2 separate regions of the Homo sapiens genome follow, and region 1 is linked to region 2. Evidence: chromatin contacts called from ENCODE Hi-C data. All regions are on one chromosome and are shown on one strand. Each heading gives the region's core, a stretch centred on a gene start or an enhancer-like site at or near the end of the contact. The rest is flanking DNA. Distances are from core to core; before and after follow the strand shown.

Region 1 (6,323 bases), core at 3,512-6,011, 820 kb before region 2:
GTACCAGCCACTGCAAAAACATGCCAAATTGTAAAGACCATCGAGGCTAGGAAGAAACTGCATCAACTAACGAGCAAAATAACCAGCTAATATCATAATGACAGGATCAAATTCACACATAAGAATATTAGCCTTAAATGTAAATGGGCTAAATGCCCCAATTAAAAGACACAGACTAGCAAATCAGATAAATCAAGACCCATCAGTGTGCTGTATTCAGGAGACCCATCTCACATGCAGAGACACACATAGGCTCAAAATAAAGGGATGGAGGAAGATCTACCAAGCAAATGGAAAACAAAAAAAAGCAGGGGTTGCAATCCTAGTCTCTGATAAAAGAGACTTTAAACCAACAAAGATCAAAAGAGACAAAGAAGGCCATTACATAATGGTAAAGGGATCAATTCAACAAGAAGTGCTAACTATCCTAAATATATATGCACCCAATACAGGAGCACCCAGATTCATAAAGCAAGTCCTTAGAGACCTATAAAGAGACTTAGACTCCCAAACAATAATATTGGGAGACTTTAACACCCTACTGTCAACATTAGACAGATCAACGAGGCAGAAAGTTAATAAAAATATCCAGGACTTGAACTCAGCTCTACACCAAGCAGACCTAATAGACATCTACAGAACTCTCCATCCCAAATCAACAGAATATACATTCTTCTCAGCACCACATTGCACTCATTCCAAAATTGACCACATGGTTGGAAGTAAAGCTCTCCTCAGCAAATGTAAAAGAACAGAAATTATAACAAACTGTCTCTCAGACCACAGTGCAATCAAATTAGAACTCAGGATTAAGAAACTCACTCAAAACTACTCAACTACATGGAAACTGAACAACCTGCTCCTGAATTACTACTGGGTAAATAAGGAAATGAAGGCAGAAATAAAGATGTTCTTTGAAACCAACGAGAACAAAGACATGACATACCAGAATCTCTGGGACACATTTAAAGCAGTGTGTAGAAGTAAATTTATGCACTAAATGCCCACAAGAGAAAGCAGGAAAGATCTAAAATTGACACCCTAACATCACAATTAAAAGAACTAGAGAAGCAAGAGCAAACACATTCAAAAGCTAGCAGAAGGCAATAAATAACTAAGATCATAGCAGAACTGAAGGAGATAGAGACACAAAAAACCCTTCAAGAAATCAAAGAATCCAGGAGCTGGTTTTTTGAAAGGATCAACAAAATTGATAGACCGCTAGCAAGACTAATAAGAAAAGAGAGAAGAATCAAATAGATGCAATAAAAAATGATAAAGGGTATATCACCACCGATCCCACAGAAATACAAACTACCATCAGAGAATATTATGAACACCTCTACGCAAATAAACTAGAAAATCTAGAAGAAATGGATAAATTCCTGGACACATACACTCTCCCAAGACTAAACCAGGAAGAAGTTGAATCCCTGAATAGACCAATAACAGGTTCTGAAATTGAGGCAATAATTAATAGCCTACCAACCAAAAAAATTCCAGGGCCAGACAGATTCACAGCCAAATTCTACCAGAGGTACAAAGAGGAGCTGGTACCATTCCTTCTGAAACTATTCCAATCATAGAAAAAGAGGGAATCCTCCCTAACTCATTTTATAAGGCCAGCATCATCCTGATACCTAAGTCTGGCAGACACAACAAAAAAAGAGAATTTTAGGCCAATGTCCCTGATGAACATCGATGCAAAAATCCTCAATAAAATACTGGCAAACCGAATCCAGCAGCACATCAAAAAGCTTATCCACCACGATCAAGTTGGCTTCATCCCTGGGGTGCAAGGTTGGTTCAACATATGAAAATCAATAAATGTAATCCATCTTATAAACAGAACCAAAGACAAAAACCACATGATTATCTCAATAGATGCAGAAAAAGCCTTTGACAAAATTCAACAGCCTTCATGCTAAAAACTCTCAATAAACTAGGTATTGGTGGGACATAACTCAAAATAATAAGAGCTATGTATGACAAACCCACAGCCAATACCATACTGAATAGGCAAAAACTGGAAGCTTTCCCTTTAAAAACTGGCACAAGAGGAGGGATGCCCTCTCTCACCACTCCTATTCAACATAGTGTTGGAAGTTCTGGCCAGGGCAATCAGGCATGAGAAAGAAATACAGGGTATTCAATTAGGAAAAGAGGAAGTCAAATTGTCCCTGTTTGCAGATGATTGTATATTTAGAAAACCCCATCATCTCAGCCCAAAATCTCCTTAAGCTGATAAGCAAATTCAGCAAAGTCTCAGGATACAAAATCAATGTGCAAAAATCACAAGCATTCCTATACACCAATAAGAGACAAACAGAGAGGCAAATCATGAGTGAACTCCCATTCACAGTTGCTTCAAAGAGAATAAAATACCTAGGAATCCAACTTACAAGGGATGTGAAGGACCTCTTCAAGGAGAACTACAAACCACTGCTCAATGAAATAAAAGAGGACACAAACAAATGGAAGAACATTCCATGCTCATGGATAGGAAGAATCAATATTGTGAAAATGGCCATACTGCCCAAGGAAATTTATAAATTCCATGCCATCCCCATCAAGCTACCAATGACTCTTCACAGAATTGGAAAAAAATACTTTAAAGTTCATATGGAGCCAAAAAAGAGCCTGCATTGCCAAGACAATCCTAAGCCAAAAGAACAAAGCTGGAGGCATCATGCTACCTGACTTCAAACTATACTATAAGGCTACAGTAACCAAAACAGCATGGTACTGGTACCAAAAGGGAGATATAGACCAATGGAACAGAACAGAGCCTTCAGAAATAATACCACACATCTACAACTATCTGATCTTTGACAAACCTGACAAAAACAAGAAATGGGGAAAGGATTCCCTATTTAATAAATGGTGCTGGGAAAACTGGCTAGCCATATGTAGAAAGCTGAAACTGGATCCCTTCCTTACATGTTATACAAAAATTAATTCAAGATGTATTAAAGACATAAATGTGAGACCTAAAACCATAAAAACCCTAGAAGAAAACCTAGGCAATACCATTCAGGGACATAGGCATGGGCAAGGGCTTCATGACTAAAACACCAAAAGCAATAGCAGCAAAAGCCAAAATAGACAAATGGGATCTAATTAAACTAAAGAGCTTCTGCACAGCAAAAGAAACTACCATCAAAGTGAACAGGCAGCCTACAGAATGGGAGAAAATTTTTACAATCTTCCCATCTGACAAAGGGCTAATATCCAGAATCTACAAAGAACTTAAACAAATTTACAAGAAAAAATCAATCCCATCAAAAAGTGGGTGAAGGATATCAACAGACACTTCTCACAGTAAGACATTTATGCAGCCAACAGACACAGGAAAAAATGCTCATCATCACTGGCCATCAGAGAAATGCAAATCAAAACCACAATGAGATACCATCTCACACCAGTTAGAATGGCAATCATCACAAAGTCAGGAAACAACAGGTGCTGGAGAGGATGTGGAGAAATAAGAATGCTTTTACACTGTGGGTGGAAGTGTAAACTAGTTCAACCATTGTGGAAGACAGTGTGGCAATTCCTCAAGGATCTAGAACTAGAAATACCATTTGACCCAGCAATCCCATTACTGCGTATATACCCAAAGGATTATAAATCATGCTACTATAAAGACACATGCACATGTATGTTTATTGTGGCACTATTCACAATAGCAAAGACTTGGAACCAACCCAAATGTCCATCAATGATAGACTGGATTAAGAAAATGTGGCGCATATACACCATGGAATACTATGCAGCCATAAAAAATGATGAGTTCATGTCCTTTGTAGGGACATGGATGAAGCTGGAAACCATCATTCTGAGCAAACTGTTGCAAGGACAGAAAACCAAACACTGCATGTTCTCACTCATAGATGGGAATTGAACAATGAGCACACTTGGACACAGGGTGGGGAGCATCACACACTGGGGCCTGTCGTGGGGAGGGGGGAGGGATAGCATTAGGAGAAACACCTAATGTAAATGTCGAGTTAATGGGTGCAGCACACCAACATGGCACATGTATACATATGTAACAAACTTGCACGTTGTGCACATGTACCCTAGAACTTAAAGTATAAAAAAAAAAAAAGAAATGCTTCAGGGGTTGCTTTTATTAAAAGAAAAAGCCTTACCAAGAACTCCTCTCTATCTGCCTAAAAATTATTTTTTAATAACTCCTGTATTATTACCAGGGAAGGCTCAAGAGAGTGATGTGCTGTTGAGGAAGAGCTGAAGGAAAGGGGAAAGATGGGGGTGGCTGTTTGATCCAGAGTGGTCAAGCATAGAGCTATGCTGCCATAGTCACTGAGCCCAGGAGAGTTACAAATCCTTTCTGGGCCTTAGTTTCCCTTTGGGTAAATATGTGAAGCTATATGTTAATTTAAGATGTAAAATCTTCTAGTTTTATGATGTAGGTTTGAGAATAAATGTACTTATGTGCCAGGTCTGGCCCACAGACCCTGGCTGAGCAACGGATGAAAAAATGTGTGCAGACACAGGTTTTTTGCCTGGCTGCACAGCTAGGGGACCGGGCCACTCACAGACACCAAGGAGGGTGCTATAAAGAGTCAGCAGCCACAGCCCTGACAAGCTGGTGCTACAGGCATTTATTTAGTACAGATTTAATGACTTTGAGTCAACACATCTTGTGAGTAATTAACATGGTTGTCCCCCTGGAGAGAGCAGTCCTGTGCACAGATGATTAAAGGCCAGGTTCTGAGGCCCAAGTAAACTAACTTAACCAGATCAATTCCTTTATACTTGCTTGTTAATCTGCCTTTTGCTCTCAGCCTCCCGATAAAAGAATTTGGCTGCCTTCAGCCAAATTATCTTTCAAAGCTTTTGCAAAACCTCCCAGCCTTCCAAGAAGGTTTTTGTCTTTCTCTATAACTTCTATAATTTTTCCCACCACCCTGACCAAACTCCTACACTCATGAATGGCAATAGAGGGTGATGGTTGAGGGTTTTGGAGCCAGAATGCTTGGGTTCAAATCCAGTTCACCATTTACTGCCTGAGTGACCTTGGGTGATTCACTGACCCCCCGTGGTCTGAGATTCCTTGACAATGAGAACAGTGACTAGCAGAGAGCAAACGTCAGCACACGTGAGCTACTGCCCTTGACATATCCTGTAGACTATAGGAGGATTTTGGAGCTAAGCCAGTATTTTGGCAATATGGAAACTACTTGTTTTCTGTGTTGATAGTAAAAAAAAAAAAAAAAAAAAAAAAAAAAAGTTTTGGAATTGGAAAGAGACAACCTTATCCTTTTTGCCCTTCCTGAGACTGAACTGCAGCCCTAGAGGTTTTCTGGGAGGAAAAAAACCAAATGTTTTAGGGTGACAGGGTTAGAGTGTTAAATCCGTCTGTGAGCTCTTTTATTTCTCTGAGCTAGATTTTGTTATGTAGTGGCAGTAAGGTTCTCCTTAGGTTTGCTTTGTAGCTTGTCATGAAATTCCTGGATATTTGAGGAAACAATTGGAAATTTTATAATTGTGCAATCTAATGAGAGAACCCTACTATTGCCTACTTATTTTGTGCTTTACAGGTTGGCTTAATAATTCCGTCCAATACTTTGCTATGTGTAGAGGGTGCCACTGTGCTCCACATAGAACCCTTTAGGTCCATGCATGCCCTCATGTGGGACAAAAGGTTTCCTCTACAAAAATAATTCTGAGTAAAAGAAATAAGGGAAGAAGGACAGGTACAGGAAAAATCCCTAGCCAGATGGCGATCCACCAAAGGTCTGGAACCTGAGCAGGTGCCCATTTTTATGGTTATTTCTTATGCGCTAAACAAGGGTAGATTATTCATGCCTCCCCTTTTAGATTATACAGGGTAACTTCCTGATGTTGCGGTGGCATTTGTAAACTGTCATGGTGCTGGTGGGAGTGTAGCAGTGAGGACCACCAGAGGTCACTCTCATTGCCATCTTGGTTTTGATGGGTTTTATCCGGCTACTTTACTGCAACCTGTTTTATCAGCAAGGTCTCTATGACCTGTGTTTTGTGCTGACCTCCTGTCTCATCCTGTGACTTAGAATGCCTTAACCATCTGAGAATGCAGCCCAGTAGGTCTCAGCCTCATTTTACCCAGCCCCTATTCAAGACAGAGATGCTCTGGGTCACATACCTCTGACAAACTGACTTGCAAAATTCCTGTAGATTTATCATTTGGTTTGTGAGACCCAGCAAGAGCTGGTTTCAGCATACCAGTGAAGGGCATTGCCAAAGAGAATGGCAGGTTAAAAAAATGAAAAATGTTAGGCAAGTTATGCTTGACTGCAAGGGGTAGGGTGGTGAGA
Region 2 (6,558 bases), core at 2,972-5,471:
CAATAATCCTGAATAAAATTTGCTTTTATTGCTTTAACTAACTGTTCAGCTCTGGTTTTTCTTTGACACCATCAGGCAGTTGGAAGACATGCAACTGTGGAAGCTGTAACAGACGTGCATGGTCATGTAATCAAGCCCCTTCTCTAACCGTCGAGGAAGGGGCAGAACTTCCGTTGAGGAAGACTGCAAAACTAAATCTAGCGTGACCTTTCTCCCAAATTCCCTTCTCTAAGCAGGGCTCTGGGTACAGCGCTGCACTTGCCATTGGCCAAGTCACTGGGCTGTCCAGCCCTCAGGGCCTGTGTTTAAACTCATTGCACTCCAGTCTTTTCATCAGAACTTGATCTACAAGCCATGTTTTCTAGAATTAATAGAACTCATTCCTTATGGTATTATGATCTCCTCACTGAATACTTGCTAGCAGCTGATGCTTTTAAATAACCTAGCTCCAAAATTCTAGGAAAATTGCTTGTCATATAAATGTCAAAATGGAACTAGGGAGTCTGAGGACCAATCTATATGAAGTACTTAGAGAGTCTTGAATGAAAGACTTTGAACAAATTCAAAGTACTGTATCATATACAAAAATCTCTTTCTTACAAGTCCCCAAGGAAATATGGAGTCATCTGTAAAAGGAAATGTTAATATGGTTGAAATGTACAAATCTTGTCACTGGAGGAAGACATACTTTGGAGGCAAGTTAAGAAGTGATTGGTAAGGGAGGTTGTGGAATGAGTCAGAGACTGTTTGAAGTTCACCCTGATCAGACAGAACTGTGGTTCAGTAGGAAACTCACTAGTAAAAAAACATAACGTTCGTCCAAATTTAGACATTATTGAAAGACTGAGCATTTGTATTACTTTCCTTCTCATGAGGATTTTTTCCTGCACTAGTATAATATAAATACCACCCTGACCTTTAGTCTTTGCAACCTAATTGGTATTCAACTGTATAAGAAATTCTGTACCAACAGAACGGAGGGTATGAGATTCATTCACTCATTCAACAATACTTATTGAACAATATTTATTGAACACAGAGTTTGTAATTCCCTTTGTTCCAAGTTCTTCAGATACAGCAGTAAACATAATAGAAAAAACAATCCCTGCCCTTCTACAATATACATTTGTTAGAGGAGAGGGGAATATACAAACAATAAATTGAAAAATTATATAGTGTCTTATATGCTAATAAGTGTTATGAGGAAAAAATAGAGCAGGGTATCAGAGATTGGGAACACCAGTTGGGGTCAGGGGATTACAATTTTAAATAGTGTAATGGGAGCAAACCTCCATAAAAAAGTGTTGTTTGATAAAGAATTAATCAAGAATTGAAGGAGACTAGGGAGTGAGCCAAGTTCAGGAAGAGGCTTTAGGCAGAGGGCAGGTAGTGCAAAGGCCCTGAGGCAGAAACACATCATGGCATGTTTGAAAACTGCAAGGAGCCAATGTGATGGGAGAGAAGTGACCTAAGGGAAGAGTGGTAGGAGATGAAGTCCAGGAAGTAACAGGATGGAGAACTCAGCAGGTTACGAGGGAGTAGGATAGGAAAGTGAGGTGGGTGACACAGGATTAAGAACAAAGGGCTTGAACAGAGAGTAGGGCACAAATGAAAGGCATAGTATTAACTAGCATTTGAAGAGGGCTTTAAAATTGGCAAAGCTCTTTATTATACAATCTTTGTTTAAATTGTGTTCCTTCTCACTGTGCATCTTAGGGTTGGACAGTTTTACACGTGGGCTCTTTTTATCTGTAAAATTCCCCATTTTACAGATAAAGGGAATGAGGAACTGGCTGGCTGAGGGTCCTGCTTTTGACCTCCTACCAAGAACATCAAAGTCAGGACTTGAAAACAGGTCCACTTCTCTAAATCCTTTATCTCTGACTCCATTTCCTGATGCTGCCACCTCTGAAATCAAACAGTTACCAATTAACTATGTGCTGGAGACACATCATATCATTTCTCCGGGCCTAACTGGTAAAAATAGATGTTTGGCCTAGAACAATACATTCAATCATCTGTAATCTTAATCAAAATCACCAATATTTGTTTAATGTATTATGTTGCAGTCTGAAAGGATAGGCAAACAGCTGTAACAAAAGAATGTAGGGTTGAACTCTAATCATGATATTGTTAAACTTTGTGAAATCAGAATTTTTAAAAAAATTAAATGAAATAGAAAATATCAGAATATGTTTCACATAGAGGGTAAGTACTATTTTGAGCAACTTTTGTTTTATAGATATATAAACATCTACTATACATGTATATACATAATAGATGTAGATATCTATTTATCTAGAGAGAAGAATGTAGATGTATTTATGTACATTCTGGGTCCTCACCTAAAATATTTTTCTGACTCTGAGTCACCAAAAAAAAGTTTGGAAGCCACTTGAATAAGTGTAACTGCCATCTCTGCATTCCAGTAGAACTTAAACAAATATTTCTTTGAATGAATTGTGGTTTCAGGTAGGTGTTGGAGAAAAGAAGGGAAGATCAAGATTGGGGTGATAGATGCAAAAGAATGTATTGAAAAAGAAAAAAAAACTGAGAAAGAGAAAGATAACCCTGTGGTTTCCTCATTCCATCGACTCTCCCATAATCCCACTGGCTTCCGTCTATCTGCACACATTCATCAAACCCCACTAGACCAAGTTCCTTTAAGATGAAGACCTTGTTGGATCCTTCATTGTAACTCAACGACATAGGGGGCTATTCATAAATATTTATCTAATAAGTAGATTAAAATTTATATTTCCTGAGGTCTAGTTTTTAGGTGGTATCTCAGTTAAAGTTTTAACTTTTTAAAGATTTAAGATACTATCTCACACAACAGTGGCTACATTTTGTTTGTTTGTTTTGAGATGGAGTCTTGCTCTGTCACCCAGGCTGGAGTGCAGTGGTATGATCTCGGCTCACTGCAAACTCTGCCTCCCAGGTTCATGTGATTCTCCTGCCTCAGTCTCCTGAGTAGCTGGGATTACAGGTGCATGCCACCACGCCTAGCTAATTTTTGTATTTTTAGTAGTGACGGGGTTTCGCCATGTTGGTCAGGCTGGTCTCGAACTCCTGACCTCGTGATCCGCTCCCCTTGGCTTCCCAAAGTGCTGGGATTACAAGCGTGAGCCACCATGCCCGGCCAAGTGGCTACATTTTAATAGAAGATTCCTTAAGATCAAAAAGCTTCAATATTGAATTCTCCAGTCTCCAGTAGTGTCAGGCGTCACAGGAATCAATGAGAGAAGGATTTGTTGGACAGGTGGGTCTCTGTAACTTCTCTTAAATCATACCAGCATGGAAGCCAGTTACTCCCAAGACTAGATGTGCCCATTTTTTTTTGGTTGGAGAGCTAAGGGACCAGGCCAATCGTTTATCTGTGCAATGATTCAATGAGCGCACACGGAGTACTACTTAGTGTCGTACGCTGTACTTGGCACATGTACTTTCCTAGTGAATTGTGAAGTCCATCTTGAATTATTGAATTATTTGAATTATTTTCAAATAATTGAAAATTATTGAGTTATTTTCAGTTCAAACAGTTGCTTGCAAGAGAAAGGTGGAAAAACAAATATTTGGGGTTTGTAAATTTTGGGGCCATGTACATCTTAGTGTTTGCAATGAAAGCATTAGTTTGAAAATTATTTTACTTTGTTCTGTATTTTAAAATTACTTTTCAAGGTTTATGTTTTTTTCTAAATTCAAAATTCACATTTCAAAAGATTCTAATTTCTTAGCATATCAAGTTAAGTGGATTAAAATAAAATAACTTTTTAAGAATTTCTTGAGCAGCATGTCATTAAAAATACATAATATACATGTATACATGATAAAACAATATTAAGATCATTTTTATACTTAAAATGCAATTAATAGAAATCAATGTTCCAAGGCGGATTCTGATTTTTTGTGGAATTTTGACTTCTTTGTATTGTTAGAACAATTTAAAAGGATATGTTCTTCTGTTTTCCCTTTCCCTCCCACCTTCTTTTATTTTCTCAATATATTTAATAAACTATTTTCATACCAAAGCTCCATTCCAGATAGGACAAGCAATTCGAACACTCCATCCTGTGAACCAAGGCTTGTAAGAAAAGACAGGAAAGAAAGCAATAACTCCAGAGCATACACTGAGGATCCCCAGAGTAACAAGAATCCGGCCAGCAGCCTGGTAGAGGCCCTTCATTTTCCTTGGTGGCTTGAGGCCTTGGTCTCAAAGATGTTTTGTTACCAAAACATGAGCGTATGACAGGCCTCAGTAAATAGAAGTTTCTTAGAGACAGTAGCCACGACACATACGAACTGTTGATCTACTTGGAAACAAGATTCTATTTGTTTTACCAAAGATGAAATGTACTCAAATAGTCCTTGGCATAAATTTGACACAATAAATTCTAATAACAATTTATTTAAGAGAAAGAGAGAAAAAAATTATCCCTTGCTTTGGATTGCTGCCTTGATTCCCTTCATTCTGCCCTGTCCTGGGGAGTGACCACTTCCTGGCTTAATCAGATTCAAAGGCTTGCTGACTGAGCTAATTGTTTCTCAACTCAACCTGCCTAGTGGTTCCAGCATAAAGCCAACATCCTTTGTGTACAATAGATCCACATTCCCAGCACAATTTCCCACAAAACAAAGTAAAAATAAGCACCCTGGTCACTTTTCATTATATTTAATTTAAATGATTTCAACCCAAAGCAAGACCTTCACCTCCTTTCAAAGTTTAATTCCACTACAATTATTTTTGATAAAGATTTTTGATATGGATTCATTCCCAAATGGGCATGAACTTTATTATGGAGTTTTGCATTGTTTTCACTAAACCAGTTTCACCTTATTTTACTATTAATTTAATTTTCAATTAAAGTGTGATGATGGAAATGTATGCAGTTATAAAATAAAATAAACTTTGAGGAGCAATTCATCAGTTGAATAAAATGCTGATCCCCATTCATTCTTGAATCATAATTCTAATTTGAGATATTGAACTTAGGTACATTTAGGCAGTTACAAGTCATCTCTTACTTTTTCATGCATTTGAGAAAATGGTGTTATTTGATTTTGACTGATTGGATATATGTGGATGTCTGTTCAAAAAAATATCTTAAAAACACAGGTCAGTTTCTGAAGCCATCTGAATAATTTTCCTATTTAACATTAATACATTATTCCTTTTTACTGAAATAAAAGGATGAAAAATAATTTTATGAATGCAAATGAAGTGGTTTAGGACATCGATTTTGAGTCAGATGGAGCTGTGATCCGATTCTGGTTCCACTCTCTACCAGGTTTGTGTCCTTGAGTAAGGGCAAGTTACTTAACTTCTCTAGGTCTATTTATTCGTATGCGAAATGGGAATAAAAGTTAGTGTTTATCTTTAATGGATTTGGTTGAGAGGATTAAATGAGCTAAAACCATAAATGCCTAGCCCAGAGTTTAGCATAACGAAGATGTTCAGAAAGTTACTCTTGTTAAATTGGGATGTTCCACCTTTGGGGTCCTTCCATCGTGGGACAAAGGTGCACTTATTGTGGTTTTTTTTTAAATTCATCACCTTAAAAACATCATGTTTAACTCTTCCTGAACAATTTGGTAAAAACTCCCAAAGGACCCTCCCATATGTGGTGGAAAGAGAAGCTTCTCTCTGATTCTCTGCTTTTTTTCTTTCTGCCTTTCTGTCTTTAATAGCCATTCCACAGTTTGACCCAGATTTTGAAGCAGTTGCATTCCTGGATATACAGAATCCAGGAAACCAACTCATGCTTTCTGGTACAGCTGCTATTTCTTATCTCCTCTCAACACTGTGGGCTATATTCTCTGATTTTTTTTTTCTAACACCACTAGATAAATTTCACAAGGGCAGAGACCTTGCAAGTCTTATACATCCCTTAAATGTATGAGATATTCCCAGCGTCTACAACCTTGTCTGCATCAGAGCAGATACATATAGTAATAAGTATTTGTTGAATTAGTTGATTAATACATTAAACTTTCCCCTTTGTATTTGGGCTCTCCTGTCCCCCTGAAGCTGCACAAGTATAGAGCCATGTGAATCCACCACCGTCAATGAGTGTTGATGCTAGTTTGTTCCACTGATATGGGGGGGGAAGGGGTCGAGAGTGAAGAAAGACTTGTTTGTATTAGTATTTGGTTTGAGCTGTTTTGACTTTTTCCTTTACTTTTTATCTCAAGGTTATAGCTAGATGGTATGTCAATATGCTGTGGGTCAGATCACTCTCTCCTGTTTGCATGTTTGGAAAATAAAGACTGTTGAAATACTCATGTTAAACAGTACAAAGATGGCAAACAAAGAGAGTATTTTTTGTTTTAACTTGAAGGACCTTTTAAGTGCCTGTAACACTCACAGCCTAACCCTGACACTGCTATTGTGACTTATAAACCTGAATTTATTAGTGATTAGAGGAGCTGTTGCCACTTAATATAACAAAGAGAAGGAAGAGAGGTAGAATAGGGTTTCTCTCTGTGTGTTTTCCCGCAGGAATCTAGTCCCACTAATTTCATTAAAAAAAGGACATTTTCAGTGAGAGCAGCTACTAG

What was found. A loop is a pair of places that touch in the nucleus more often than their neighbours do. Pooled maps may share reads with other maps.
Region 1: a map with no recorded cell type shows a loop between it and region 2 (4-fold over the local background). The contact joins the enhancer-like site here to the promoter of TMEM212 in region 2. A Hi-C loop is called at or near these places in 2 of 168 maps with a recorded cell type or tissue (K562 and PC-9), 8 of 37 single-sample maps with no recorded cell type and 10 of 50 pooled maps.

What each region holds. Positions count from the first base shown.
Region 1 is chr3:172,657,774-172,664,096 of GRCh38, reverse strand. All of the region lies in intron 1 of NCEH1 (neutral cholesterol ester hydrolase 1), which reads left to right. Among named protein-coding and RNA genes, the nearest start is that of NCEH1, 50 kb to the left of the region's middle. Within about 2 kb of position 4,761, at least 3 of the 41 ENCODE cell types and tissues checked have a DNase peak (open chromatin) inside an H3K27ac peak, as active enhancers do; they include PC-9, where a contact is called at or near this core.
Region 2 is chr3:171,841,012-171,847,569 of GRCh38, reverse strand. It overlaps TMEM212 (transmembrane protein 212), which reads right to left and starts at 4,221. Exons shown (of 5, transcript NM_001164436.2): 1 at 4,028-4,221. The coding sequence starts at 4,186.